2 separate regions of the Homo sapiens genome follow, and region 2 is linked to region 1. Evidence: read pairs that join two places in POLR2A ChIA-PET (ENCODE). Cell type or tissue: IMR-90. All regions are shown on one strand. Links, peaks and the distances in the headings refer to the core of each region. The heading gives the core; the rest is flanking DNA. Region 1 overlaps TCP11L2 (t-complex 11 like 2). Region 2 overlaps POLR3B (RNA polymerase III subunit B).

What was found. ChIA-PET counts read pairs that join two places held together with the same protein. Peaks named below come from ENCODE experiments on the same cell type or tissue, not always from the same donor. Only the 100,000 strongest peaks of a DNase experiment are listed, where the experiment ranks them.
Region 2: POLR2A ChIA-PET joins it to region 1 with 5 read pairs; 2 of 35 experiments call an interaction of 5 or more read pairs at or near these places.

Annotation. Positions count from the first base shown.
Region 1 is chr12:106,310,679-106,326,540 of GRCh38, reverse strand. It overlaps TCP11L2 (t-complex 11 like 2), which reads right to left. Exons shown (of 10, transcript NM_152772.3): 2 at 15,309-15,500; 3 at 12,048-12,183; 4 at 8,077-8,197; 5 at 4,835-5,055; 6 at 2,895-3,031. The coding sequence starts at 15,465. Among named protein-coding and RNA genes, the nearest start is that of TCP11L2, 16 kb to the right of the region's middle. In IMR-90, for the core only: no CTCF peak of the experiment used is centred there; no DNase peak of the experiment used is centred there.
Region 2 is chr12:106,367,723-106,383,584 of GRCh38, reverse strand. POLR3B (RNA polymerase III subunit B) reads right to left here. Exons shown (of 28, transcript NM_018082.6): 5 at 14,235-14,310; 6 at 13,902-14,002; 7 at 7,135-7,226; 8 at 5,201-5,318; 9 at 3,446-3,554. Among named protein-coding and RNA genes, the nearest start is that of POLR3B, 18 kb to the right of the region's middle. In IMR-90, for the core only: no CTCF peak of the experiment used is centred there; a DNase peak (open chromatin) is centred at 13,784; H3K27ac peaks cover 191 bases.

The sequences.
Region 1 (15,862 bases), core at 5,821-9,820:
GTAGTAAGTGCTCATACAAAATGTTAGCTAGCACTGACTACTGCTATAATAGGCCCATTCCAAAGTTAAAACAGCTCCAACTATCAGGAAGGTCAAAACCAGCTGTCTGCTTCCTCCCTCTCATGAATCCTAGTCTGCCCTACAGAATTTCACCAGTCTCTGAGTTGCTGTCAACAGGGAGGGTGGATGGGGCCATGGCCCACCTGAGTCTCCTTGTTACCAAGCAGAACATGCCCAGCTTCCTCGACGGTTCCTCAGGTGGCCTCCATGATCAATGTGCTCTCCCCTGGATGTGCTCCTGCCTGCCAGGGCCCCTTTAAATGTGGCGCCTGTTTTGTCTTTTTTATATAAGGCCATTGTGTTGATTATCTCGGCAGAAACCACCTAACTCAGCCTTAAATAGTGGTTAATTAAACCCCAGAGGCTGGTGTCAAGAGTTTGCCAATGAGCAGTTAGCCAGCCTCTTGCAGCTGTGCAACCTCTGGCATCTCAGTTTCCTTGCCTGTAAGATAAAGGGAATAACAGTACCTACTTCACTGGGTAACTGGTAATTGTGAAGATTTGATGAGCTAAGATTTCTTCTAATCCTATTTTTCCTTGATCCCCCTCCAGTCTGGTGTGTGTGGGTTTTTTTTTTTTTTTTTTTTTCCGAGACGGAGTCTTGCTCAGCCCCCCAGGCTGGAGTGCAATGATGCGACCTTGGCTCACTGCAACCACCATCTCCTGGGTTCAAGCGATTCTCCCATCTCAACCTCCCGAGCAGCTGGGATTACAGGCACCTGCCATCATCCCGGCTAATTTTTAGATTTTAGTAGAGAAGGGGTTTCAGCATGTTGGCCAGGCTGGTCTTGAACTCCTGATCTCAGGTGATGTGCCTGCCTCGGCCTCCCAAAGTGCTAGGATTACAGGTGTGAGCCACTGTGCCCTGCCCAGTCTGGCTTTAATGCACACAAATCCACTGAAACCACTCTCATCAAGGTTACTGACCATCATCAAACAGTCAAATCCAATGGTCAAGTTGGCCTGTGTCTTTCTTGACCACTTAGCAATGCTTGTCAAATCCAAACATGCCTTCCTTCTCCAAATACCTTCTTCACGTATCTTACAGGACACCCGCCTCTCCTGACTGTCACACTACCTCTCTGGCTACTCCCTCATAGTCTCCATTGTTAGACCCTCCTCCTCATCTCAACTTCAGCTTCTAGCTGCTGGAGTGCCCCACGTCAGTTTCTTTCAGAGTCCACACTCACTCCCCCTAGGTAGTCTCACCCAGTGTAATATAATGGACAGGAACATGGACTATGGAGCCAAGCTGCCTTCCTAGGTGAGCTCCTATACTTTTAAGTGTGTTACATAGGCCAGTGACTTAACCTCACAGTGCCTCAGTTTCCGCACCCATAAAATGGGGGGTAACTTCATATAGTTGTTGCAAGGATTAAATTAGTTTGTACAGGTAAAGTACTTAGAGTGTGATAAGGATTTTCTAAGTGTTAACTAGTACCCAGTTCCATGGCTTTATATATCATACATATACTGATGATTCCCAAATACATATACAGTTTCCATTATTCCTGTAAACTCATAATTCATATCTAAATGCCTACCTAACATCTCCACATTGATGTCAAATGAAATCTCAAAAGTTTACATCACCAAACTGAACTCTTGATTCCATGTCATCTCCCAACCTTCTTTCTCCTGGTCTCACCAGTTTCACTCAAACTGTATGACCATTCACCCGGTTGTACGAGGCCAAAAACCTTAGAGTCACCCTCAACTCTTTTCTCCCTTATCCAATCTTCAGCAAATCTGATTACTCCACTTTCAAAATGTATCCAGAATCTGGTCTCTTCTCACTCCTTCCACCATTACCATCTGGAACAAGCCACCATCATTTCTTGCCTGAGCAACTGTAATACCACCTAATTGGTACCTCTGTTTCCCTCTTTGTTCCCACATGACCTATTCTGTAGCCAGGAACAAGAATATTCTTCAAAAATGAAAATCAGATGTTGCTCCCCTGATTAAAACTCTCTGATGAGTTTCCACCGCACATGGAATGAAATCCAAACTCCTCTCATTTACTAACAATGCTCTATGTGACCTGCCTTTATCTCCTTTTCAGCCTCATCTCTTACCACTCTCCCCTTACCAACTCTACTCCCGTCACAATGTCTGCCCTGTGTTTGTCAAACTCATAAGCAGTTTCTGCTTCAGTGCCTTTGTACCTGCAGTCCCTCAGGCTAGAACGTTCTTTTCCCCATCTTTACATGCCCCTTCCTCATTTCTTTGCAAACTTTACTCAAATGTTACTTACAGAGACCTTCCCAGTCCATCACATCTAAAAAACAATGCTGTCCTCACTTCTGACCCATTACTGTCCCTTTATCCTATTTTTCTTCATAGCACTTAATAATACACCTGACAATATATGTTTATTTATTTGTCATGCCTACTAGAATGTCAGCTCCTTGGGGACGGCAACTGTATTCCATTCTGTTCGCTGCAGTATCCACTGCACCTAAGCAGTGTCTGAAACACAGGAGGCACTCAATAAATATATCTTGAATGAATGAAGAAACGAATAGTGCTTAGCACAGTTCCTGGACAGAATAAACAACTGTAAGTTTGTGATGTCAATTTTGGAAGGTAAAAAAATGTTTAATAGAAAGGCCAAAATTCTTTAGTGATACTATATATGAAGTCAAAAATGAAAACATCACCTAATTTTCATTTTAACCTTTAACATTTTAAATTTTAATTAATTTAAATTAAATTAAATTTTATTTATTTATTAATTTAATTTAATTTAATTTAATTTAATTTAAATTTTAACATTTAAAATCATCATTTTAACCTAATTTCAATATAAATACACATTATATTATACTCACTTGGAGTTTCTTCCAAAATTTCCTGGAACTTGGTTCTCTCATATTCCACCAACTGGCGTTGAAGGTGCGGTCTGAGACTCATAATTGTAAAATTGGCCATGTCCATTTGCATGAGGTCCAGGACATGGAATATTTGTCTAAAAATTTTAGAATTAAAATAGAGAGATGATTAAGAAGTGAAGCTGAAATTCACTAACAATGATCTATGTTCCAGGCTGAAAACAATAAACATCCCCAAAATGGTTTTAAAGTTCCAATTGCCATTTGGTAGGGTCATGTTTCATAGAAGCTCATACACGTGTACTGCAAATGTGTCCTTCCACAGATCTCAAGAGTAATTACTTGAAGCATAAACAATCTTAATGATATAAGAAAAATTCAAGAAGGAATTTTCATTTGAAAACCCCTGAAATTTTAAAGAGCCAGGACACAGGGTATATGGCCTCTATTCCTTAGGGAATAAGAAAAATTAAAAAAAGAAAGGACAAGGCAGTGAGGCACTGAGGAAAAAACACTTCCTTTTAGAGTTAGGCAGCCTCATGCCCAAACCCAGCTTTGCAACTGGCCAGATTTGTGGGCATATACACAAGTAAATCAGTCTCTCTGAGCCTCAGTTTCCTCATCTGTGAAAGAGGACAACCTCAACCTTGTAGAGATGTTGTGAACAGTCAATGAGATAACAATTGTAAAGTGCAGGGGGCAGTGGCACCCAGTGGGCGCTCAACAAATGACCATGATGAACATCACAGATTTGAGATCTTACTAGGGTAATACGACAACTAGAAGCAAGGATCCTATAACTGAGGAATCACAATCTGCCAGAGCCGAGCACGACTCTAAGGATACTTAACACCCATTTGACAGAGAGTGTCACTTTGAGAGTCTATTAACCTGCCCAAGATTGCAAAGTAAATTACCCACTACATGCAGACCAGTCTTTCTCCTACCTTTCCAAAACATTTACATAAAACTCAATTCTCAATGTGGCCACCATACACAAAAAAGAAAACTCTGCTTCAATGGCAAAAAGTGTTGCAGACTCTTCTTCCCTCTTGGATCACAAGGAAGTTATCGTCTATGTAGCCAGATGAGATCCTCGTGACATAATATGCACCCCACTTCCTTAGAGAAGCTCCAGAAGATGTGGCTGGCTGACCACTAAAGGCCCAATCTCCCTCCCTGCAGTGCAAATTTGTGGCTGTGAAAAGTATTTCCAGGCTGTAACTACCTTTCTCAACTCCCCTTTCAATCTAGGTGGGATCATGTGACTAGTCATGGTCAAAGAGAATGTGTCACTTCTGGGCTGAGGTGGCTATATATTGCATATGTCTTCCCCATGGTCTCTTTCCCATTTGCCAGCTGAATGGAGAGGACTGTAAGGACCTGAGCAAGGGTAGAGCCAAGCACAGGAGGAGGCTGGGTCCCTGGATGACACGTGGAGGGTTGTCTGATCAAGGACCCCTGAATTGGACTGTGACATGAGAAACAAACTTTTACTGGATAAACCACTGAGAATTTAGGGTTTATGTGTTATAGCAGCTAGTGACCCTAACTAATAAAGAAGCCTTGACTAAATTAGGTCCCTTGTCGGAGGCTCTATTAAGACCCTCTACTTCCCCTTCCACTTATCACAATTGTAATTAATTGTTCAAGATCTCTCTGCCCATTAGACTCCCTGGAGTCAGGGATTATATCTGTCTTTTTCATCATTGCATCTTCAGGGCCCACTATGTGCCAACTAACAACCTTGTCAGATCATTCTATGTGAAAACTCTCTGCATACAGTAAATAATTGACATGGTCTCTGCTTATATGGTTTTCTTCTAGGGTCAGTAATTTATTTGGGGTACTAGTTGTTATTCTGTGTTCCCTGATGCCCAACTTCCCTTCTGAATGAACTCAAAGATACTCTAGGAAATGCAAACAGCAAAAGTGCTAACCTCAGCACCTCCACGATGTTGCCAGTAGCCTTTAACTCTCTGATATCATTATCTCGCACGGGAGCACACAGCTTTCCCATCGTACTGATGACATAGTTGGCCAGGCCTTGGATGTCAACAGCACTGTGCTCAGCCTGCTGCCTAATGAGGTCTGTGTCCAAAACTTCACAGATTTGGTTGCGAAGCCGGTTGCCACCGGGAGTGAGAAAAGAGAGAAGAATCTACAGGGAAAGAAATAAAAATTAACAGCATCATGATGTGAATAAAAGCTGTCACTTTTCACCTCAGTGTCTAGATGACCAAGCTCTTTGCCCACATTTTAGTGCCTCAGATGCCACAGAAGTTGGCACTGACTGCATGGGTGGATCAGAGGAGCATTCCAGTGTCTCAACCCTAAATAGCAAGGTCTATCTTCTGAATTAAAGGGCCCCCACCATGGGAAACTCCTGCTCCTGTCAGAATAAAAACAGCTAGCAAGGAAGCAAGATTACTGAAAGCACAGTAAGTCCTTACTTAATATTGCTGACAGGTTCCTGGAAATTGCAACTTTAAGTGAAATGATATATAATGAAACCAATTTTAAGATAGGCTAATTGATATAAACAACGGTTAAGTTTCTATGGCATATTTCTGGTCACAAAAAAAATCACCAAACTTCTAAATAAAGACCCCAAACACTTCTAATATTAAACACTGAGATAAATGTGAGCTATACATACAAGAAAAATTAATAAAAACAAGATAATGATTGACCCAATTTTTGGTGAATCAGTGAGTGACAGCTGCCATGGTGGTAGGTTAAACTGGGGAAGAAATGTTTGCAAACAAAAATTCTTAAGGAACACCTCCTACCACCACACAGTTCAAAAATAAATAATAATTATGGCAGGCTCACTGAGCACTTTCACGGCACATTGTTTATTGTTGTGCATCTGTATGACTATCGAAGACTTTATGAATTTTTATGTTACAATAATTTGTATTCATTCGTTTTCCAGCTTGCTTACTCTAGTTCAGGGTTGCAAGTGGCAGGAGCCTACCATGGCAGCTCAGGGCACAAGGCAGGAACCAGCCCTGGACAGGATGCCATTCCACTGCAGGATGCACTCACTCACATACCCACACTCACTCAGACTGAGACCATTTAGACTTGTCAATGAACTTAACATGCACATCTTTGGGATGTGGGAGGAAACCAGAGTACCCAAAGAAAAGCTATGCAGACATGAGGAGATCATACAAACTCCACACAGATGGCAGCCCCAGCTAGGAATCTATCTTTTTTCTTTCTTTTCTTTTCTTTTTTTTTTGAGATGGAGTCTCGCTCTGTCACCAGGCCGGAGTGCAGTGGTGTGATCTTGGCTCACTGCAATCTCCGCCTCCCAGGTTCAAGAGATTCTCCTGCCCCAGCCTCCTGAGTAGCTGGGATTACAGGGGTGCACCACCACATCCAGCTAATTTTTGTATTTTTAGTTACAGATGGGGTCACCATGTTGGCCAGGATGGTCTCTATCCCCCGACCTTGTGATCCGCCCACCTGGGCCTCCCAAAGTTCTGGGATTACAGGCATGAGCCGCCGCGCCCAGCTGGAATCTATCTTTTTTCTCATCAACATTATAAAGAAAAAGTGTTGAACAAATCAATATGATGCGAGGATCTGCTGCATTTCAAAACGTCTACAGGTAAAAGTTCAGGGAAGAAAGAACAAGGTGCAGATCATGGCTCCAAAAGAACTCTTTAAAAAAGGATAGATGAAAATATCCCATGGGGTCGATTAAGTATATTTTACATATAGAATATTTATTATATACAAGCAGCCTATTTATTGATTATTCAGTTACAGAGGACACTGTGCTTATCCATACAGTACATGCTTAAGAGCTTGCGCTCTGAGCCAGTATGGCTCAGTTCAAGTCCCTCTCTACCCCACAAAGTTGTGTGACCCTGGATGAGTCAGAAAACTTGGATTTTTAATAAATAAGAATAACAGGAGCAACTACTGTACAGTGTTCTGATAAGAAGAAATGAACAATCTAGTGCTTGGAATAGAGCAAGCCCTTGTAAATGTTAGCTAACATTACAACTGTCACCTCATTTAGTTCTTATGACTACCCTGTAAGTACTCAGGAAAGAGAGACTTAAAGAGAGAACCCGTCACTAAACCAGAGTCTCTGCGCTTTAGCATCACCCTAAGCTGTGTCCATGGCACTATTTTTCCAGCCTTCACGCTACTCCAGGAGGTGCAGGGGGAAACTCTGCCAGTGAACTTGATCCTTTTTTGAAAAAGAGTGGCCAATACTAAAGAACATAAAACAATCTTTGGGGGGAAAAAACTGCTATAGTTTCAATATTTGTGTTTTCCTCTGTCCCCAAATTCATATGTTGAAACCCAATCCCCAATGGAATGGTATTAGAAGGTGGGGCCTTTGGGAGGTGATTAAGTCATAAGGGTGAGGTCCACATGAATGGAACTGTACTGTTATAAAAGAGACCCTAGGCTGGGCGCGGTGGCTCACGCCTGTAATCCCAGCACTCTGGGAGGCCAAGGTGGGCGAATCATGAGGTCAGGAGATCGAGACCATCCTGGCTAACAAGGTGAAACCCCGTCTCTACTAAAAATACAAAAAATTAGCTGGGCGCGGTGGCGGGCGCCTGTAGTCCCAGCTACTCGGGAGGCTGAGGCAGGAGAATGGCGTGAACCCGGGAAGCGGAGCTTGCAGTGAGCCGAGATTGCGCCACTGCAGTCCGCAGTCCGGCCTGGGCGACAGAGTGAGACTCCGTCTCAAAAAAAATAAAAAAAAAAAAAAAAATAAAATAAAATACAAAAAATTAGCCAGGCATGGTGGCATGAGCCTGTAGTCCCAGATACTTGGGAGGCTGAGGCAGGAGAATTACTTGAACCCGGGAGGCAGAGGTTGCAGTGAGCCGAGATTGTGCCACCGCACTCCAGCCTAGGCAACAGAGCGAGACTCCGTCTCAAAACAAAACAACAAAAAGACCCTAAAGAGCTTCTCTGCCTTTTCTGCCACGTGAAGACACAGCAAGAAGGCACCATCTATGAATCAGGGAGTGAGCCCTCACCAGATGCCGAATCTGGTGGTGCTTTGATTTTGGACTTCCCAGCCTCCAGTACTGTGAGAAGTAAATTTCTATTGTTTATAAGCCACCCAGGCTATGCCAGTCTGTTATAGCAGCCCACCTGGAGTAAGACGCTAACTGACACAGACAACAAAGCAACTTGCCTCTCTGATTTCTTCAAACAGTTTGATGGCATGTTCAAACTCAGGAGGGTCAGCATTTAGTTCTGAATCCAAGACGTCCCAGAAGGCCTGGTGAACAATGTGCTTCACTCGACCAGCCAAACTATGGCAATAAAATGAATTGTTTTTTAAAATAAGCATAACTTTTTCCTGATTATAAAAGAAACATCCTCATTGTAGAAATCTTATAAAATGTAAAAAAAACACAGAATAATTGTCCTTAATCCATTAATCTTTTAATATTTTTCTTGTTGAATGCATTATTTTAACATAGCTAAGAGCATATATACAAAATATATACTTTTCATTTAACATTCTGTCTTGTTTCCCCTAGACCTTGAAAATGCTTTCAATAACTTCATGAAATTCTGTCCTAAAGAGATTTCATAATTTATGTAGCTACCCTTCTATATAGATCTTTAGACTTGTTCTACATTTTTGGGATGAGATGGCAAAGTTGCTCTTCCTCACCAGCTGAAATTTCATGGCATGGAATAGAACAGATTGGCCCCAAGGGCACATGCATTTGAATGCCTGCCAACTTCAGACTTAGGTGTCCCATTTAAAGTTAGCCAGACCAAACTGGTGAAATAGAAGCCTTCCTAGGAAGAGCTCACAATAGAATAATTGGCCACCTTGCTTCACCCCTTATGTCAATCCCTTAAAATAGGTGCACGTTAAAATACACATTCCTACCTAACTTCTCTACCATTTAGCAATAGTTTTTAGAAAACCACATGTCCCTCCACTGTAATTACTGACGAGGCTCTTTCCCCACAGAGCTATATACCTTTCCTAAGCAGAGGCCATAAGTCCTCCAGGTAGGTACTTACCATTGTGCCTAGTACAGTGCCTGATATATAGTGACTGCTTAACAAATGCATGCATGGTGAATGAATTCATAATTTGATAAGTATATCTCTTTTTTTCTGAGACAGAGTCTCACTCTGTCGCCCAGGCTGCAGTGCAGTGGCGCAGTCTCAGCTTACTGCGGCCTCCGCCTCCCAGGTTCAAGTGATTCTCATGCCTCAGCCTCCCAAGTAGCTGGGATTACAGGCATGCACTGCCACACCCAGCTAATTTTTGTACTTTTAGTAGAGACAGGGTTTCACCACGTCGGGCAGGCTGGTCTTAAACTCCTGACCTCAGGTGATCTGCTCACCTCAGCCTCCCAAAGTGCTGGGATTACAGGTGTGAGCCACTGCGCCCGGCTAAGACTTTATCTTTAAACAAAGGCAATGTGTCCTAACTCTGTACTTTGTTTCCCTTGCTCACATTTTCTAGCCATGGCAGAAACTGAAGGGAAGAGAGATTAATATTTTCCATAGTATCAAAGTATTTATGTGCAAGGCACTTTTATGCTAGTGAGTATGCATTTGAAGTGAGTAGTGTAGCCCCCTTCTTATTCTTGGGAAGTGTGAGGTTCAGGTATGGTCTCAGCAAAGCCAGGATTCAAACCCCACAGTCTGTCTGAGCCTAAAATGCCTTCACTATGGCCTGTACTCGCCACTTTTGAATTTAAAGTACAGATATGCCCTGTCTTTTGCTTTACCTCATAAAAAATACAAATTTTAACTTTAAAACAAGACTCCATCTCAAAAAATTCATTTGTATTAGTCAATAAATGTTTATTAAACATCCAATATGTGTAGGGCCCTGTTTTAGGAACTGGGAATACTACAGTGAAAAGAAAGTCTCTGACCTCAAAAAGCTTATATGTTAGCAGGGACAAAAAGGCAAAAAATACATTAAAAATGAATACGACAATTTCAGACCTATGAGAAAGAATAAGACAATGTGGTACACAGTTACAGAGAGGGTGCTGATTTCACTGGATGGTGGGAAAAAGCCTCTTTAAGTCAGTGACCTTTGTGTTCAGACTCAGAAGGGGAGAGCAAAGAGCCATGTGAAGGTCTGGGAAAAGAACATTCAAAAAGAAGAAGTCAGAGGAACAAAGTTTATGAGACAAGATCCAGATTGGTGAACCCTGAGGTAAGGAAGGAAGCCAGTGTGGCTGAAGCACAGCAAGCAGGAGGGACAGCACTGAGATGGGGTCAGGGGAGTGGGGCCATCCAGGCCATAGGAAAATGCTTAGATTTTTGGTCTCTGAGTAAGTGAAAACCATTGAAGAGTTTTTGGCAAAGAAATCATCTAATATAGCTCATTCTTTAAAAACATCATTAAGGCTACTGGATATGGAAGATGAACTGTTGGGGGCTAAGAAAGGAGACACGGCAACCAGTTAGGACTGAAAGGGTCCAGGCCACAGATGACGGTGGCCTAGCCTAGGGCTGTAGCAGTAGAGCTGGTATCAAGGGTCATGGCAAAATGCAAGTTACCAAAGGAAACCAAACAGATACACCCACGATACATGGCAAGCTTAAAAAATGTTAATATTAAATGAACAACATCCCCAAGAGGACTATGATCCACATTTTAAAGAAGAAGAGTTATTACATTGACTTCCTTTACTTTTCCTGCTTTAAAACAAATGAAAAAGTTCTGAATGGGATCAAATATTCTAAGTTGTCTTAACTGATAGAATGCCTCAGGATTTATAATTGGTACTGTAAGGTTGAAAATTCAATCCACGAACCAACTTTGCTTCTAAAGACGACTGATCTGTAATAATAGTCTCAAGCCTCTTCTCTTTGTCTCAGGAAACCTGTGAGCCACTGACTCCAGAAAGGCTGAAGTAGGATCCAAAGGGGTGGCTCCAACTAGAGGTCGGAGGGCGAGGTTAACCAGGAAGTGCCTCTTGCAGCTGTGATTCCTACCTCCAGACATTTCTGGATTGCCTGCTTTTAGCACTTTGACAGTTCAGGTGCATTTATTTATTCTTCAGAACCTGAGTATCAGTTTTCCATAAATCAATGTGCAAATATGTCTTGAGCCTGTACTGTATGTCAGGCACTATGCTAGACAATAGGGATACAGCAACAAACAATACAGACATAGCTCCTCCATAAATAGTGCATTTCAATCAAGTGGGGAAGATGGACATCAAACATAAAATTATAAGACCTCTTAACAAAAAGGAGGCAGCAAGGGCTACAGGTGTCTGTAGCAAAGGGATTAATTGTAGTCTAGGGGGTTCACCAATGTCAGAAAAAGCTTCCCTCAGGAAGTGACATATAAACTGAGTTCTAAAGATTATGGGTAATATGTATCCTAGGGGAATTTTTTTGTTTGTTTGTTTTTGTTTTTGTTTTTTGAGACGGAGTACTCTGTTGCGCAGGCTGTAGTGCAGTGGTGCGATCTCGGCTCACTGAAACCTCCACCTCCTGGGTTCACGCAATTCTCCTGCCTCAGCCTCCCAAGTAGCTGGGATTACACGCGCCCCACCACCATGGCCGGCTAATTTTTGTGTTTTTAGTAGAGGTGAGGTTTCACCACGTTGGCCGGGCTGGTCACAAACAGGAATTTTTTTTTTTTTTTTTTGAGACAGGGTCTTGCTCTGTCACCCAGGCTGGAGTGTAGTGGCATGATGAGAGCTCACTGCAGTCCCTGAACTCCTGGGCTCAAATGATCTTCTTGACTCAGCCTCCCCGGTACCTGTAATTACAGGCTCATGCCACCATGCTGGATAATATTTTTATTTTTATTTTTTACAGAGATGGGGTCTTGCTTTGCTGCCCAGGCCAGTCTCAAACTCCTGGCTTCAAGGAATCCTCCCGCCTCCACCTCCCAAAGTGATGGGGTTACAGGTGTGAGCTATCACACCCAGCGAGAATTTTTTTAAAACAAGTATAAGACCTTGTTAGAGAACTAAATGTTTACCCCTGAGGATATTATACAAGAACTTCCAGGAATCAGTGTAAATATGTGTCTATCTCTCTCTCTGTCTCTCTCTCTCTCTCTCTCTCTCTCACACACACACACACACACACACACACACACACACACACACAGAATCTTCAGCAGTTTATATACAACAAATGCCCCCAGGTTACCTCTTTTCTGGGAGAGCCTCTTGTTTCAATTGAAAGTTCTCATTTACAGCAATCTCATGAGCAAGAGTCAAGTTTGATAAGTTCCTTGCTGTAGCCATCACTTCATCAAATGTTACAACCCTTGGAGGGCTTGTTGCTGAAAGAAAAACAAAAGCCAGTTAATGTTGCAGAAGAAAAGTTGTCATCCAACGAAGCCTCCTGATGCAGATAAGGTTTAATTTATCAGAATGTATATACTTCAGAGTTTTATAGGTCAGGAGACTATATATTAAAATAGGTGAATTCCCTCAGTTAATAAAGGCTTCAAAAATTTAAGAACTCCTTCAATAGCTTCAGTTACCATATTTGATAACATTGTCTCAAATATTTATGAGACCAACTTATTAATATAGGCCCATTATAAGTTACTTTTAAAAATTAAATTACCAGGCCAGGCGCAGTGGCTCACGCCTGTAATCCCAACACTTTGGGAGGCCGAGGCAGGTAGATCATGAGGTCAGGAGATCAAGACCATCCTGGTTAACACGGTGAAACCCCGTCTCTACTAAAAATACAAAAAAATTAGCCGGGCATGGTGGCGGGCACCTGTAGTCCCAGCTACTCGGAAGGCTGAGGCAGGAGAATGGCGTGAACCCAGGAGGAGGAGCTTGCAGTGAGCCAAGATCGTGCCACTGCACTCCAGCCTGGACGACAGGGTGAGACTCGTCTCAAAAAAAAAAAAAAAAAAAATTAAATTACCTCATTTTTAGTGCCCATTGAAATCTGCACTTATTATATGTATTATATAGGAAATTGATAAAATTATTTTTATTCTGTAATTCAGAAGTCTCATTAAGTAAACTCAATATGAAATAACTGATTTTTAAAACCGTAATATTTATTTATTTATTTATTTATTTATTTATTTATTTTTTTGAGATGGAGTCTCACTCTGTTGCCAGGCTGGAGTGCAGTGGTGCAATCTCAGCTCACTGCAACCTCCACCTCCTGGGGTCAAGAGATTCTCCTGCCTCAGCCTCTCGAGTAGCTGGATTACAGGCACATGTCACCATACCAGGCTAATTTTTGTATTTTTATTAGAGACGGTGTTTCGCCATGTTGGCCAGGCTGGTCTCGAACTCCTGACCTCAGATGATCTGCCTGCCTTGGCCAAAGTGCTGGGATTACAGGTGTAAGCCACCGCACCCAGCCAAAAACTGTAATTTTTAAATGTATAGGCAGTATAGTATAAACACTTAGGTTCACTCTGAGTTTTGCCAATTGGTATTTATCATTGGATTTCACTGAGGCATAGCCTTCCTCCTCACAGGGTTGGCCTGAGGTGACCGAATGAGATAATTTAAGTAAAGAAGAAGATAGTAAGAACTCAATAAATTTACATAATTAAAAGTAAAATAGAATAAATCTGAGAAGCCAGATATTTTACTTCTCAGTAGGAAATAGTAAATGAAGAATCTGAGTTATTTCTAAAGATTATACTAAGAAACTATTCTAATAAATCATGTCTTTTAAAAATCACTGTTGGAAATCTTAGCTTCTTTTAATTAAAATCATGTGTCAAACAACAGCAGTGACAGGTAATACTTTACTACCTAATTTATTTTTTTTTCCCAAGACAGAGTCTTGCTCTGTCTCCCAGGCTGGAGTGCAGTGGTGCAATCTTGACTCACTACAACCTCCACCTCCCAGGTTCAAGCGATTCTCCTGCCTCAGCCTCCCAAGTAGCTGGGACTACAGGTGCATGCCACCATGCTCAGCTAATTTTTGTATTTTTAGTAGAGATGGGGTTTCACCATGTTGGCCAGGTGGTCTTGAACTCCTGACCTCAGGTGATTTGCCTGCCTCAGCCTCTCAAAGTGCTGGGATTACAGGTGTGAGCCACTGCGCCTGGCTACCTAATTTTTAGGAGAAGATGAGGAGGAGGATCAGGGAAAGAGGAGGAAGAAGAGAAAGGTGATACACAGAATTGGTAAAACCCTTCTTCAGGATGCCTAGGTACCCTGGTGTCAGATGCAACAACACCACATACAGTATAAAGAGTGAGAAAAGGCACAGAAACCTGGGGTGGCTGCTGTTAATTTCTTTTGCCAGGTCTGACTCAAGATTCTCCTTAAAAATGTCTATATACTTTGGTCCAATAATCCAGTGATATCCAAAAGTCTTTCCAGAAAGGCTTCATGCAGTAAGATGTTCATAAAGCACTATTTATAACAGCAAAAAAAAAAAAAAAAAAAAATGGAAACTAAATGTCCAGTGATTAATCAATGGTTAATTTTACCGTACATTCACTTGGTAAAGTAATAAGTATTCATAAAACCAATGTTTCAAAAACATGTAATCATGAGTAAATGTTTTAGTTATAATACTAAGCAAGAAGAGTCCACACACATATACACACATATGTCTATGTGAAGGATAAAGATACGGCAAAGCACTGCCAGCTGTCGTCTTTGAGTGATATCATAGGCAATGTTTTCTTTTCTCTATTCTTATGTATCTTCTAAGTTTTAAAAAATGAGAATGTAAAAATTTAAAATACAAATGAAGCAATTTGTAAGAAGTGGACAGTTCAGCATATTAAACATTAGTTGCTTTTTCCTGCATTTGCTTTGCCAGTTAAAGCTGTTATATTTACTAAATAAAGTGCCAATTAAAAAAAAAAAGGCAAACACATCTGCTTTACCCATCTCTAGTTTCTACATGCAAAAACGGGAAAAAGATATCTCCTTTTGCTGTGGCCTCTCTTTTAACTCTTTCTCACACCCCTAATGTAGTAATTCTCCTTGTGGGTACCTTCCTGGGGTGATTTGCACAATATTTTTTTGAAATCAACATGAAACCCTTTAGATTATTTCACTTCCTTCCTGACCTTTCAATGAAGGCCAGTTTCCTTCAATGTAAATCAGGAATAATCAGAAAAGACCAATTTGAATTTATCCTTCAGTGGAGATCTAAGAAGTAATCTCAAGGAATGGCTTTCTGCTGTTTGGGAGAAAAGACAGATGGGGTTGAAGTCCTGACTTATCATCAGACCGAAACAGATCGGAAGCAGTGATCAAAATAAAAATCAGCAGGTTGTAAACTTTAGTGGCTATTTCTGAGAATGTGTCCCGGAAAGCTGCAGTGCCTCTGCAGTGCTATTCTGGTGCATCTAGAAAGGAGGGGAAGTCTGTTGCTCTCAGGCGTTTCTGAGTTTTCAAATCCAACACATATCTAGAAGTACCCCTGCCACCCACAACCCCTGCTCCCCCATCGGCTCACAAGCAGGAGAGCTGGATTTGCTGGAGGAGTCACTTGCAAAGCTCTGCCTGGAGCATTCATAGTCACTGAGCGAAGCCATGCTTTCGGAAAACCGGGAAGAATCAGAATCGCTTGGCTGGTCCTCTCCCACACACTGCTTCTCGCCATTGAAGGGCATTTTGCGTCACTTAAGTGTGGGTAAAAAGGTAGCACCTGCACAGACAAACAGACCCTGCGTCAATGTTCTGTGGTACTTCCACAGGCACCACCAATGCTTCTTCCAGTGTAGACAACTGTCCCCACAAGTGTCACTGTGTTGGAAAGGCCCCCAGATGACCTCATCCTTCCCCCAGCACCTTGGCCGGACTAGGCCAGATCACTAGGTCATCGAGATTGCCTTTCTGAAAAGGGATTCCACAGCCATAGGTGTGAGCTTACTCAGGACACACCCACTATAAATGTGAAGCTCTAAGTAATGGCAGGTCCTTTTTAAAAAGATGCAGGACACATGCTCTCTCCTCCTGGGTTGCTGAAACATGAGAAGGCGGGAGTGTGGGACTTGGGTCAGATCTCTC
Region 2 (15,862 bases), core at 11,386-15,385, 51 kb before region 1:
TAGCTATTCCCCCATCTGTCTCCCTTCTCCTTGAGCCTCCTTATTCCTTGAGACACAACAATAGTGAAATTAGGTCAATTAATAACCCAAGAATGGCTTCTTAAGTGTGCAAGTAAAAAAAAGGGTTGCATGTCTGTCACCGTAAATCAAAAGCTAGAAATGATTAAGCTTAGAAAGGAAGGCGTGTCAAAAGCTGAGACAGGCCAAAAGCTAGGCCTCCTGCACCAAGTTGTGCACACAAAGGAAAAGTTCTTGAAGGAAATCACAAGTGCTATTCCAGTGAACATATACATGATAAGAAAGTGAAACAGGCTTATTGCTGATATGGAGATGGTTTTAGTGGTCTGGATAGAAGAGCAAACCAGCCACAACAACATTCCCTTAAGTCAAAGCATAATCCAGAGTAAGGGCCTAACTCTCTTCAATTCTACGAAGGCTGAGAGAGGTGAGGAAGAGGCAGAAGAAAAGTTGGAAACTAGCAGAGGTTGGTTCATGAGATTTATGGAAAGAAGCCATCTCCATAACATAAAAGTGCAAGGTGAAGCAACAAGTGCTGATGGAGAAGCTGCAGCAAGTTTTTCAGAAGATCTGGCTAAGATCACTGATGAAGGTGTCTATACTAAACAACCGATTTTCAATGTAGATGCAACAGCCTTCTATTGAAAGAACATGCCATCTAGGACTTTGACAGCTGGAGAAGTCAATGCCTGGCTTCAAAGCTTCAAAGGACAGGCTGATTTTCTTGTGAGGGTCTAGAAAAAGTTCAAGTCAGTGCTCATTTAACATTCCGAAAATCGTAAGGCCCTTAAGAATTATGCTATATCTACTCTGCATGTGCCCTACCAATGAAACAACAAAGTCTGGATGGCAGCACATCAGTTGACAGTATAGTTTACTGAATATTTTATGTCTACTGTTGAGAACTACTGCTAAGAAAAAAGATCCTTTAAAAACATTACTACTCATTGATAATGAACTGAGTCACCAAGAGTTCTGATGGAGATGTACAAGGAGATTAATGTTTTTGTGCTTGCTAACACAACATCCATTCTGCAGCCCATGAATAAAGAAGTAATTTCAACTTTCAAGTCTTATGGCTATAGCTGCCATGATAGTGATTCCTTTGATGGATCTGGACAAAATAAACTGGAAACCTTCTACAAAGGATTCACTCTTTTCTAGATGCCAATAAGAATATCTGTGATTCCCTTGAATACAAGAGACCCTAATAGTTAGGCAGGAATATCATCATTCCTATTCAGCCTGAAGAAGTTATGGAAGATGGAGCTTCATCCTTCTATAAACCTTAGGACTAGGGTTGTCTTATAAAAGGGAAGGGGGAAAATATGTCAGAGGTGTTCGACCCACAGTGACTCCCTCTTGAAGAGGGGCTGGGTAAAATAAGGCTGAGACCTACTGGGCTGCATTCCAAGGAGGTTAAGGCATTCTTAGTCACAGGACGAGATAGGAGGTTGGCACAAGATACAGGTCATAAAGACCTTGCTGATAAAACAGACTGCAGTAAGGAAGCCAGCCAAAACCCACCAAAACCAAGATGGTGATGAGAGTGACCTCTGGTCATCCTCACACTCCTACTAGCGCAGTGACAGTTTACAAGTGCCATGGCAACGTCAGGAAGTTACCCTATATGGTCTAAAAGGAGGAGGGAACTCCCCACCCCTTTCCCAGAAAACTCATGAATAATCCACCCCTTCTTTAGCATATAATCAAGAAATAACCATTAAAATGGGCAACCACCAGCCCTTGGGGCTGCTGTGCCTATGGAGTAGCCATTCTTTTGTTTCTTTACTTTCTTATAAACTTGCTTTCACTTTAAAAAAAAGAATGTTTGTATATCTGTGATTCATGAGAAGAGGTCAAAATACCAACATCAACAAGAGTTTGCAAGAAGCTGATTCCCATCCTCAAGGATGATTTTGAGGGGTTTAAGACTTTAATGAAGAAAGTAGCTGCAGATGTGGTGGGAATAGCAAGAGAACTAGAAGTAGAAGTGGAGCCTGAAGATGTGACTGAATTGGTGTAATCTCATGATATAACTTGAATGGGTGAGGGGTTGCTTCCTAAGGATGAGCAGAAAAAGTGATTTCTTGAAATGGAATCTAATCCTGGTGAAGAGGCTGTATACATTGTTGAAATAACAAAAAAGGATGTAGAATATTATGTAAACTTCATTGATAAAGCAGCAACTGGGTTTAAGACAACTGACTCCAATTTTTGAAAGAAGTTCTACTGTGGGTAAAATGCTATCACTGACTCCAATTTTTGAAAGAAGTTCTACTGTGGGTAAAATGCTATCAAACAACATTGTGTGCTACAGAGAAATCTTTCATGAAGGAAGAGTCAATAGCTGTGGTAAACTTCACTGATGTCTTATTTTAAGAAAATGCCACAGCCACCTTCAGCAACCACCACTCTGATTAGTCAGTAGCCACCAACACTGAGGTAAGACCCTCTACCAGTAAAAAGACTATAACTCACTGAAAGATTATGACTCAGATAATTGTTAGAATTTTTTAGCAATAAAGTATATTTTAATTGAGGCATATATTTTTTATACATAACGCTATTGCACACTTAACAGACTACAGTATAGTATACATATAACTTTTGTATGCACTGGGAAACTAACATATTTGTGTGACTCACTTTACTGTGATATTAGCTTTATTGTGGTGGTCTGGAACAAAACCAGCAATATCTCCGAAGTATGCCTGTATCTGAGAAGACTATACCATTTCAATATTGTTTCTATGGAAAATGTCTTTTGGGTTCTAGGCCAACAATTCACAAATAAGCTGATTTTTTGTTTGGTTTTGAGACTGGGTCTTGCTATGTTGCCCAGGCTGGAGTGCAGTGGCATGATCACGGCTCACTGCAGCCTTGACTTCCTGGGCTTGTGTGATCCTCCCATCTCAGCTACCCAAATAGCTGAAACTATAGGCACATGCCACCACGCTTGGCTAATGTTTTTATTATTTGTAGAGATGAGTTCTCACTATGTTGTCCAGGCTGGAGCAGAGTGGCACAATCTCAGCTCACTGCAACCTTTGCCTCCCAGGCTCAAGCCATCCTCCCACCTCAGCCTCCTGAGTGGCTGGAAGTAGAGATGCACACCACCACACTCAGCTATTTTTTTTTTTTTTTTTTTTTTTGGTAGAGATGGGGTTTCACCATGTTGCACAAGCTGGTCTCAAACTCCTGGGCTCAGGCGATCTGCCCATCTTGGCCTCCCAAAGTGTTGGGATTTCAGGCATGACCCACCACGCCCAGCCAGCTTTCAATTTAAAATACATCATATGACTGACAACTTACATCACAAATCTTTCTATTCCAAGAATTCCTTACCCTCCAAATCTCTAATTACATATGTAAATAAACCAGAGAAAGAATTCTTACAATTTTCAGAAGAGAGCTGCAGCTTTACCTTAAATATGATGACAATGGGTATATCTTCTGACAAAGTATTATGCCTCAAATAAAATCGTCCTTGTTTCACAGCCATATTGGTTCTGCTTTTTTTCTCATGGGTAGAGCTATGAGTAAATACAAGTTGGTTAAACTGCATCCCCACTTAGTTTCAAGCTAGTAACATGCAATAATAGCAATGATCATTAATCAATAAGGGTCAACTGATCAACAACAATCACAAGGTCCTTTCTAATAAGTACTTTAAAAAGACAATTCCTTTCCTGCCCTGCTGCCACTTCAGTGAACATTTAAAAACACTATAAATTTTTCTTTGACTTTGAGATTATGATGGAAGTTCTGTGTGTGAATGAGTGACAATTACTTTCTGACCAACTTCACTTTGACTCTACCTTGAATTACTTTGATCCAGTGTAGAGCATATATACAAGGCCAATTTTATATATGGGCCTTAAACATAATGAGGAAATTAAAAAGAAATGAATTTATATACGAGTTTTTAAACTAGTAATTCAACAAAATATACCCACAGTCTTGGTATATAGTAAAGCCAAAAGAAAGGAATATCCTTCTGTTGGTATCTGTGTTAGTTATAAAATTCCTAATGGATTTCAAAGCATTTTAAAAGCTCTAATCAACCACATTAGTAACACACACAGATTACCTGCTACTACGCATTGTTACCCATGTTACTTACATTAGCTCTAATCTTCTACATAGTCAAACTGAAGTATTGTCTCAAAATCACTTATGAGGAAACCAAGGCTTAGAGAAGCTAACTAACTGCACATTCCAGTGCCTCATAACTAGAAAACAAAGCTTTAGGATTCAAATTCAAATTGCCTTGGCTCCAAAGTTACAGATAGTGGGAAGACATGGATTGTAAAATTAACCGTATCTGGGTTCAAAGGCTATCTACCTCTTACAGTCAAGGTACCCCTGAGCTTAAGGCCTGTTAGTTGTAAAATGGAGATGTTAATAGTACCACTTATCTTGGAGGACTGAGGTGACAAATAATATACCTAGTATTTTGCCTGGCTCCTAGTAAGTACTCCATGAATGACCATTACTGTTAGCTGCCTCTCCATCAGAAAGAAAAGTACAGAAATTCTGAGTTAATCAGTTCGTTGTAGGTTATCAAACAGGAAACTACCGCACTCTCACATCTTATCTATGCCACAAATCTTTCTATTCCCAGAACTCATTAACCTCCATATTTCAAATTACACGTGAAAATAAAAAGAAGTTACAGAAGCCTCGAAAGGGAGACTGTAGTAAAAATGAATACACTGTGAAAGAGGCTGGTCTAGAAAACTAACAATAGGGTGTTAAGTCCATGATACAGGTCATTCAATATTAAGTGTCAAATAGTCCCTGATCATACTGATGCAGGAATACACATGTAAATGGTAAAAGGCTGAAAAGGAGCATAAAAGGCTGAAAAGGAGTGTGAAAAACTGAAGAGTGGTTTTATTTTTTTTTTTTTAAATCTCCTTTCATGCTCTATAAGCTAACATAAAATTCAGCTTAAACAGTGACTTTTCAAACAATGTCTCAGACTCCCATCACTGAAATTTTAAAATCAGTACCCTATGCTTCCAGACTTTCATAATAAATTGAATGCAGATAGCTTAAATATTACAATGCCTGCTTTTAGAGGGTAATAACTGGCTCCCTCTGTATTGAAACATAGCCATTTAGGACTAATGGAATGACCAATATTGCTTAAGGACACCATCTCTGCTTTCCATACCTGGTAACTGAAGCTCCAACAGCCCCTTTTCTATCAGCCTCCACGATGATCCTGTTCTTAGACAGCTGCTCTTGGATAAGAATAACTTTTTCTACTCCTTTAACAATGAAGTAGCCACCTACCCAAAGGAAACAAGAAAAACTTCATCATTTATTCCTCAACCAGTGTTGATTTAGTAATGGCAGGAATCTTGTGAATCAGAGATTACCTTTTCTACTACTGCTTCATGGCACTGGCTAACACTTGATTCAAAGGGGTTGCTGATTTTATTTTTTATTTTATTTTATTTTATTTTTTGAGAAAGGATCTCCCTTTGTCGCCGAGGCTGGAGTGCAGTGGCACAATCATAGCTCACTGCAACCTCGGACTGCTAACCTCAAGTGATTCGCCCGCCCCAGTCTCCCGAGTAGCTAGGACTAGAGGCATGTGCCACCACACGTAGCTAATTTTTAAATTTTTTGTAACAACAGGGTCTCACTATGCTTCTCAGGCTGACTCCCTGTCTTAAGCCATCCTCCCGCCTCAGCCTCTCAGTGCACTGGGATTACAGGCAAGAGCCATTGCGCCCATCTGATATTGTTTTATGGACTGAAGATCAGCACGTGATTTTATACAAATGAGCTACAAGATAAAAAATTTCTTGAGGACAGGAAATGTATCTTATTGGTCTATGAATCACCCGCCCCTGACATATGTAAAAAGTGAATGAAAAAAATAGTTAAATAAATTAGTTGTCAGAGCTCTTAAGTACAAGTGTAACTGACAATTTTCAATATAAGCTCAAATTTACTCTAAGTTTTCTAACAAATCAGTGGTAATGGTAGATTAAGATTAGGTTTCCAAAATAATATTCCATATTCAAAAAAACTCATGCATCATCATGTATTTTTTTTGCACACAATTCAGAGTAGGATAAAGTAATACTTCATTTTATACCTGCAGAATATAAGCAAAAACAATACAACATATTTGACTTATGCAACATTCTGTTATAGTCTAGTAAAGTCACATTCTTCATTAACTTCTTTCCAAAACTTCTGGGATTCTAAAACAATGCAACTTTACAGGAATAAGATTAAAGCAACTATAAGTTCAAATAAATCAATGTGAAATACGAGTTAAAGAACTAAGAGAAACTTTTTGTTAAGTTCTAAGTTTGAAATTTTACAAAAGAAATTGCCTAGAAATAGGTACAAAAATAAAATTTTTAAAAATGTAAACAAAAAAATACTTTCATCTCCCTACTGCTTTACTGCATTTAAAACACCCTGAAGTGTGATACTTGATTTTTTTCAACCAGGCAAGGCCAGTAACTCTGGAAGATTATTCTTGAATTTTTAGGCATACCAAAAGAAACTCGTGGGCAAAGATAGAAAGAAAAGACTGACAAATCATGGCAATAAACAAGAATGTGTCATATTAAAGTCTTAAGCCTGAAATAAAAGAGGAAACAGTATGTCTTTGAGAAATATAGACTAATAGGGCTAGGCGCAGTGGTTCACGCCTGTAATCCCAGCACTTTGGGAGGCCAAGGTGGATGAGTCCAGGAGATCAGCCAGGATGACATAGCAAAACACCATCTCTACTAAAAATACAAAAATGAGCTGGGTATGGTGGCACAAGCCTGTAGTCCCATCTATTTGGGAAGCTGAGGTGGGAGGATTGCTTGAGCCTGGGAGGCAGAGGTTGCAGTGAGCTGAGATCACACCACTGCACTCCAGCTTAGATGACAGAGTGAGACACTATCTCAAAAAAGAAAGAAAGAAATACAGACTAGTAGCATAAAGCTAGAGACAAATTTCTGGGTGTTTTGTGAACAAGTTCATTATAAAGTAGAAAAGCTGGTACTGTTTTTGAGACAAAATGTTAAAACCACAGCAGCAGCAGAATAAAAGAATAAGGAAAGTGGGACAAATCCAAGACTTCACACATACCTGGATCTAAGGGACATTCGTTCAGTTTGGCAAATTCTGCTGGCGTTTTTCCTGTAAGAACACAGTTTGAACTACGTAGCATTATGGGCATTCTGTATAAAATAAAACAAAAGAAAATATCACATGTAGGCTGTCAATGATAAAAGCTGCAAAAAATACAAAACATGCAGTGCACACCACCTCACTAAGGGTCTATCTATGCACCATGTTAGAAAAGGCAGAGAAATAGCAATTACATGGAAGCCAAGCAAAATGAAGTATTTTCTCAGGCACGCTGCTCGTCTAGTACAGATGATAAAAACTCAGGCTGGGTGCAGTGGCTCATGCCTATAATCCCAGCACTTTGGGAGGCCAAGGTGGGTGGATCACATGAGGCCAGGAGTTTGAGAGCAGCCTGGCCAACATGGTGGAACTCCATCTCTACTAAAAATACAAAAAATTAACTGGGTGTGGTGGTGTGTGCCGGTAGTCCCAGCTACTCAGGAGGCTGAGACAGGAGAATCGCTTGAACTTGGAGGTGGAAGCTGCCGTGAGCCAGGATCACACCACTGCACTCCAGAGTGAGGCTCTGTCTCAAAAAACAAAACAAAAAAACAAAAAACTCAAATGTTTGGTTTAAACTTTGCATACAGGCTTTAGTGAGAGTCAGAAATGACAGCAACACTTCCTTCATGGAAGACAAAGTGATTCTCATCAGTTACTTGGCAATAGCACAATGCATCCAAGTGTAAGGAACAAGAGGCTATGAAAACTAACCAGGCAGTCTGGAAAAAGAACTGAGCAAAATGTACTAGAAATGGAAATTTTAAGCACTAACTTAAAAATGTAGAAATAGGTTGGATAATAATAGCTTTGATACTGCTGAAGATATAATTACTGGGCTGGAAAAGACATCTGAAGAAATTACTGAGAATGAATTTCAGAAAGACGTAGAGATGGAAGATATGAAAGAGAGTTTAAGAGTCAGGGAAGGATAGAGAGAGAGCGACTAATCAACACCTAATCAGACTTCTAGATGGCGAAAATACACAGAATAGGTGAGAAGTCCTATTCAAAGAGATAAGAGCCATAAATTTTTAAAGACATATGAAAGCCATAAATCCTCACGGTAACATCTGCACAAGATAAAAAGAAAGCTACACCTAAGCAGATCACAGTCAAGATACTAAACACCAAAATTAGAGATAAGGTTTAAAACCCAGCCAGAAAAAAAGAGAGGCTACCAAAAAGGGAAGGATGACTGGATGCACAATAACTTCACAACAACCAATGACACAGAGCAGTGTGCTCGAAGTGTGTGTCAAGCACACAACCAATGTGCTTGAAGAGAAAATAACTGCCAACCTCGATTTGTGTATTCTGCTACGTATTCACTCAGAATGAGGTCAACATAAAGATATTTTCAGACAAAAACTGAGAGAAGTTACTAATGTACTAATAGGCCCTCACTAAATAAATTTCTAAAAAAAATTCATCTTCAGGAAGACGGAAAATAAACACTAACCAAAAGTCTGACGTGTAAAAATGTATGGTGAGCAAAGAAAATGGAAACTAATGTGTGTGGATATAAACAAATGCGAACTTCATAAGACAATAACAATTTCTAATTTATAGGTGAAAAAAACATGCCAAGGAGGCCAGGTGCGGTGGCTCACGCCTGTAATCCCAGCACTATAGGAGGCCAAGGCAAGTGGATCACAAGGTCAAGGGATCGAGACCATCCTGGTCAACGTGGTGAAACCCCATCTCTACTAAAAATACAAAAAATATTGGCTGGGCGTGGTGGCGTGCGCCTATAGTCCCAGCTACTCAGGAGGCTGGGGCAGGAGAATCACTTGTACCTGGGAGGCGGAGGTTGCAGTGAGCCAAGATCACACCACTGCACTCCAGCCTGGGCAACAGAGCGAGACTCCATCTCAAAAAAAAAAAAAACATGCCACAAATGGTGGCTCATGCCTGCAATTCTCAATGCTTTGGGAGGCCAAGGCGGGTGGATGACTTGAGCCCAGGAGTTCGAGACCAGCGGGGGCAACATGGCGAAACCCCGTCTCTACAAAAAATACAAAAATTAGCCAGGTGTGGTGGTGCACTTATAGTCCCAGTTACCAGGGAGGCTGGAGGTGGGAGGATCACCTGAGCCCAGGAGGTTGAGGCTGCAGTGAGCCATGAGTGTACCATTGCACTCTGGCCTGGGTGACAGAGTGAGACCCTGTCTCAAAAAGACCAAAACAAAACAAGATAGAACAAAAATTTGGTACAACAAAAGCATGTAAGTCAAAGTGATTGATTTGATCCAAGTTAAAGCTTTCTAAGGTCTTTGTTGCCAGGAAGAGAATAAAGGTATTTTTTATTTTCAAACTTTGTTAAGTATGCATTTCAAAATTTCTAAGGTAAACATAAACAATCAGAAATACTGTATATGACTTTTAAATCAGTTGGGGAAGGGTGAGAAAAAAAAAATCTTCCATTATCCAAAAAGAAAAATGGAAAAAAACCTGAAACATGAAAAGCTAGACAGTTTTAAAATATAGAATAAGTTGACAGATATACACTCCAATATATATGCATATATGTATGTATATAAAACAAATAAAAATAAACTACATTCTCAAGACAATTTTTTAAAAAATCTAACCATATGCAGTTTACTTCAACTAAACTCAAAACATAAGGACATTTAAGAGATTTTTTTTTTTTGAGATGGAGTCTCGCTCTGTTGCCCAGGCTGGAGTACAGTGGCACAATCTCGGCTCACTGCAACCTCCGCCTTCCGGGTTCAAGCAATTCTCATGCCTCAGTCTCTCAAGTAGCTGGGATTACAGATATGTACCACCACACCCAGTTAATTTTTGTATTTTTAGTAGAGGTGAGGTTTCACTATGTTGGCCAGGCTGGTCTCGAACTCCCAACCTCAGGTGATCCACCCGCCTCAGCCTCCCAAAGTTCTGGGATTACAGGTGTGAGCCACTGTGCCCAGCCCATATAAAAGATTAAACAGACAATAATTTTTTTAATGATATGCCAGAAATATAACCAAAAGAAAGCAAATGTAGCTATGCTAAGAGCAGACAAAATAAGATTCAAGGCAAAGAATATTATAAGAGATAAAGAAGATAAATGTACAATCATCAAAGGTTCAGTTTACTAGCAAGATTTAACAATTCTAAACTTCTATGCACCTAATATCATAGCTTCAAAAAAGCAAAAATACACAAAACCATAAGGAAAATGGAAAAATCCACCATCATAGTGGGAGATTTTAACATACCTATTGTAGTAATTGATAGAACAAACAAATCAAAAAGCAATGCTGATACAAAACGTCTAAACAACACAATTAACAAGTCTGATCTGAAGGAAATACACAGACAATGGCACAAAACAACTGGAGAATACCTCTTGTTTCCAAATAAACATGAAACATTTATAGAAACAGGTCTCTACAAAGTTCCAAAAATTGACATAAAGCACCAATTGGGAAATCTTAAGTCTTCTAAATAACTCACGTTAAAAGGGAAATCGTAATGGGAAGATAGAAATAAGAATATTCTCATTTTATACCAAGGGAAATGAACATACTGACTAAAGTTATGTAATATGACATGAAGATATAAGAATATTTCAGTTACTACAGTAACCAAAAAGATAATTAAAAACAAGAAGGAAAAATTGGAAGACGAAGGGAGAAGCAAAGTGGGTGACACAGGTAAGCTAAGCCACATCCCGTATATCAGGAGGGAAAAAATAATGTCTACAGTTAATGTATTAAGAAATAGAGGTCAAAGCATCGCATTTAAAGTTATGGATATTGGCCACGCATGGTAGTTCGTGCTTGTAATCTCTGCACTTTGGGAGACCGAGGCGAGTGGATCACATGAGGTCAGGAGTTCATGACCAGCCTGGCCAACGTGGTGAAACCCTGTCCCTACTAAAAATAAAAAAAAAATTAGCCAGGCGTGGTGGCGGGCACCTGTAATCCCAGCTACTCGGGAGGTTGAGGTGGGTGAATCACTTGAACCTGGGGGGCGGAGGTTGCAGTGAGCTGAGATCATGCCACTGTACTCCAGCCTGGGCAACAGAGTGAATTCCATCTCAAAAAAAAAAAAAAAAAAAAAAACACACACACACAAAATAAAGTTATGGATGTAATAACCCCCAGAAAAAAATAACAGAAATAGTTATGAAGTTGGGAATGGGACGAAAGGTGAGGAAGGGGAGAGAAGGAGGGAGGTTACTGTTTTGAATCAAATGTTTTTATGTACTGTTTGATTTCTAACCAAGTACAAATATAATTTGGATTAAACTAAAATCTTTTTACTCCAAAAAATAAATGAGATTATATATGTAATTTAGGTAATGCATAGCACATATAAGCATTCTAATGACTAGAGGTCTTTTTTATGAATGCGGAGCTAACAAACAACATTGCCTATCATAGTATGGCACATAGCAGGTATTCAACAAATGCTAGTTACATGCCCCCTCTTTTTATTTTATTTTATTTTATTATTATTATACTTTAAGTTTTAGGGTACATGTGCACAACGTGCAGGTTAGTTACATATGTATACATGTGCCATGCTGGTGTGCTGCACCCATTAACTCGTCATTTAGCATTAGGTATATCTCCTAAAGCTATCCCACCCCCCTCCCCCAACCCCACAACAGTTCCCAGAGTATGATGTTCCCCTTCGTGTGTCCATGTGTTCTCATTGTTCAATTCCCACCTATGAGTGAGAATATACGGTGTTTGGTTTTTTGTTCTTGCGATAGTTTACTGAGAATGATGATTTCCATTTTCATCCATGTCCCTACAAAGGACATGAACTCATCATTTTTTATGGCTGCATAGTATTCCATGGTGTATATGTGCCACATTTTCTTAATCCAGTCTATCATTGTTGGACATTTGGGTTGGTTCCAAGTCTTTGCTATTGTAAATAGTGCCACAATAAACATACGTGTGCATGTGTCTTTATAGCAGCATGATTTATAGTCCTTTGGGTATATACCCAGTAATGGGATGGCTGGGTCAAATGGTATTTCTAGTTCTAGATCCCTGAGGAATCGCCACACTGACTTCCACAATGATTGAACTAGTTTACAGTCCCACCAACAGAGTAAATGTGTTCCTATTTCTCCACATCCTCTCCAGCACCTGTTGTTTCCTGACTTTTTAATGATTGCCATTCTAACTCATGTGAGATGGTATCTCATTGTGGTTTTGATTTGCATTTCTCTGATAGCCAGTGATGGTGAGCATTTTTTCATGTGTTTTTTGGCTGCATAAATGTCTTCTTTTGAGAAGTGTCTGTTCATGTCCTTCGCCCACTCATGCTCCCTCTTTAAACCAGGATTTAAACCCTCAATCTTATGAATTTATGTTTTCCTCCAGTCTCTCTTGCCTTTCCTTCACAATAGTCAATCTAGTTCATAATTTAGCTATGGTCCAAAATTTAACTGGACACAAGTATGGTCCATATACAAGAAAGAAAGAAGTTCTCACCTTAACACTGATAGGCCAGGCGCGGTGGCTCACGCCTGTAATCCCAGCACTCTGAGAGTCCAAGGCGGGCGGATCACCTGAGGTCAGGAGTTCAAGACTAGCCTGACCAACATGGCAAAACCCCATCTCTACAAAAAATACAAAAATTAGCTGAGTGTGGTGGCACACGCCTATAATCCCAGCTACTCAGGAGGCTGAGGCTAGAGAACTACTTGAACCCGGGAGGCAGAGGTTGCAGTGAGCCAACATCATGCCACTGCACTCCAGCCTGGGTAACAGAGTAAGACTCTGTCTCAAAAAAAAAAAAAAAAAACAATAAAACAAAAAAAACACTGATAAACAGTCCTGCTAAAACCAAGATGAACATTTTAATATCTTACTTATTTTTCTAAGTGAAGACTAAGGAGAGAAACAATACAAATTACCCCTTCCTTTGAGGGAAGTATAGGAGGATTTGTTAAACCTGCATGTTTCCATAAAAATCTGGACTTCTAGACCCCTTACCAAATGGTGCCATAATTACATATGCCTGTCTTCCCTGATAGCTGTGAATGAAGGTAGCCAATAGGAACTGTATTTTGTATATCTTTTACTCACCTAAGTACTCAGCATCATACATAAGAAGTGATAGGCAGTTGGTATATATTTATTGAACAAATGGATGTTTGTTCAAAGTGCTCTTAGCACTTTTGAGAGGGGGAAAAACACTTGAACAGAAATTATGTGGACTGAGTTTAAAGTCTAGTACCATTATTGACCACACAATATTGTGGGTTTTGTCCATTTCTAAAGGAGAGTCAATATATTTCCCTAATCAGGAAGGGCAGATTGCAAAAACGCAAGTGGATGCTATCATTTCCAAACTTGTACCAGGCAAATAAGTAACTTCTCCCTTAAATACTTGTAGATGAGAAAAAGTTAAATTCCAGGAAAACTCAATCTCAGAATATACCTATCCACCAAGAAGACCTGTCCAGGAGAGTTCACTGAAAGGCTATTGTATCTAGTGGTTCCCTAGCAGCTCAGAGTTATAGTAGGAAAGGGAAACATTTTCCTCAACTTCTTAGAAAAGGTTTCACAATTAATAAATAGTAACAACCACGACTATGTGCTGGACATTATTCTAAGTGCTTTACACATGCTGACTCATTGGACCTATGAAATAGGCAGCATTTCCTGCATTTTTCAGATGAGGAAATGGGATCACATCATGGGGCTGGAATCCAGGCAGTGTGGCTCTAATACGGATTTCATTTCTCACCTGCCGATAGGTAAGGCATTGCGGATGATCCTCTGGCTGCCTCGGGTATATTCAATATCCACTGTAATAGGGGCAGAGTATGTCATGTCTCTCAAACGGCACTGAAAGAGAATCAGGAATCTGACAGTTACTGCTCCTCTCTGCAACAGGGTCCTGACCACTTCAAAGTGCTCCTTCTGTAGTAGAATTATGGTCCACATTGAACTTTAATCCCTTTTTCTCCAAAGAATGTCCCCCCCCATCCCATTTTTAAATGATCTTTTAAGAGTATATATTAAGGGCAGACTCTGAGTTAAAGCAAACAAGTCCAATTAAAGTAAGGTTCATAATTACCTCATGAGGGGACACTGGTCTAGTTACATTGAAGCTTTCTTCAACATCAGGAAGCCCAACATAGATATTAAGATATCTGAAAAGCAAATTAGTGCGGTATGAATTATACTTCTTCGAAGATCATAAAAGCAAACAAGCTATTTTCCTTCCAAATACAAAGATTATGTTTTGATAAATGCTTATCTTGGTAAGGATGACAAATTAAATATTAAAATTGGAGATCTTCTTGAAGTGATAGTACATATAGCTTTACAAAGGAGGGAAATATTATCAAAGTATCTTTTAAAAAATATTACAAATCTCTTTACAAAAATACTGGAAATACAGCTCCCTAAAAATGATACTTAATGAAAGAGCAAAGTGTAAAGAGTACTGATGATATGCTATCATTTGCAAAAGAAAGAAGAGGCCATAAAGGCAAAAACAAACAAAACAAAAAAACAAACAAAAAAAAAACGCTCATTTGTGCAAAAGAAGGATGAAAAGGATAAAGCGGAAACTAATGAGATTGGTTACCTATGGAGAGTGGCTGGGAACAGGGTGGAAAGAACTGGAAGTGGAACAACTATTTTCTGAATATACTTTTTTGTGCAAGTCTAACTCTTAAACCATAATAATGTCTCACATACTGAAAAAATAAAGAAAAGAACTAATGTAAGTAACCCTGGGAGACAATATTTTGATTGGACATTGAGAGGCTAAAGATAAAAACGACAGTGCACAAATCCTACACTCTAGTAAATTTTATCTCTCAGAGGTATGAGTTAATAATTCTGAAACTTTATTTATAGTCTAGGATTGAAAAATTTTTTTTTAAATTTTGCAGATAATGGGAGCCAGATTTCTCATTATTGGGATAAAAGTTAAATAAGGAAAGGGAAAAGGTTAGAATGAGTCCTGCAGTGTCGAACTGAAATTGGAGGTATCAGTCTGCATGGTTTTTAATATATGTAAAAATGGATAGGATAAAGAAATACAGATGTGTCTGCACATATGTGTTCGTATACATACACATATTTCTGAGCTCTACCTGCTGAAATCTTAGTGTCCATGTCTTGGAATCTAAATACTATTTTCCAATAAAAGGGAGACTCTAGGGCTCCTTGGATTCCCAATCTGGGATGGGGGCATACCAGATGAACCATATCTTACGGTCCAAGAAAGCAAAGGAGTGCTCAAAAAATAATGGTGGCATCTTGAAAGGACACCAGAGTCAATCTGAAGGGTCTCCCTATGGTCAAAGCTGAAACAGTCTGAACAACAGAAAAATGACAGGACTGGATATATATATATGATAGTACTCATAGAATAAAATAAAACATCCATGAGTCCAAATTGATATAAATTAATATAGAGAGATATGTGAGGGGAAAAGGAAACTATTCTGTACAGAATTCCAGTATCACTGCAGAAGGAATGATAGAAATAAAGGTTCACCATTAGATAAGCCCACAATAATAACTGTTATAGGTAAGAATCATCAATGTATGCTAAAACTGTTGGTGAAATTATGATGAGAAACGGTATTTGCATAGTCTCAAAGAATGTCCCTATAAGATACTTATTAATTACAAAAGGAAAAATAGTAACCTTTCAGTGGAGAAATCTGGAAGATCCTACCTTAATCA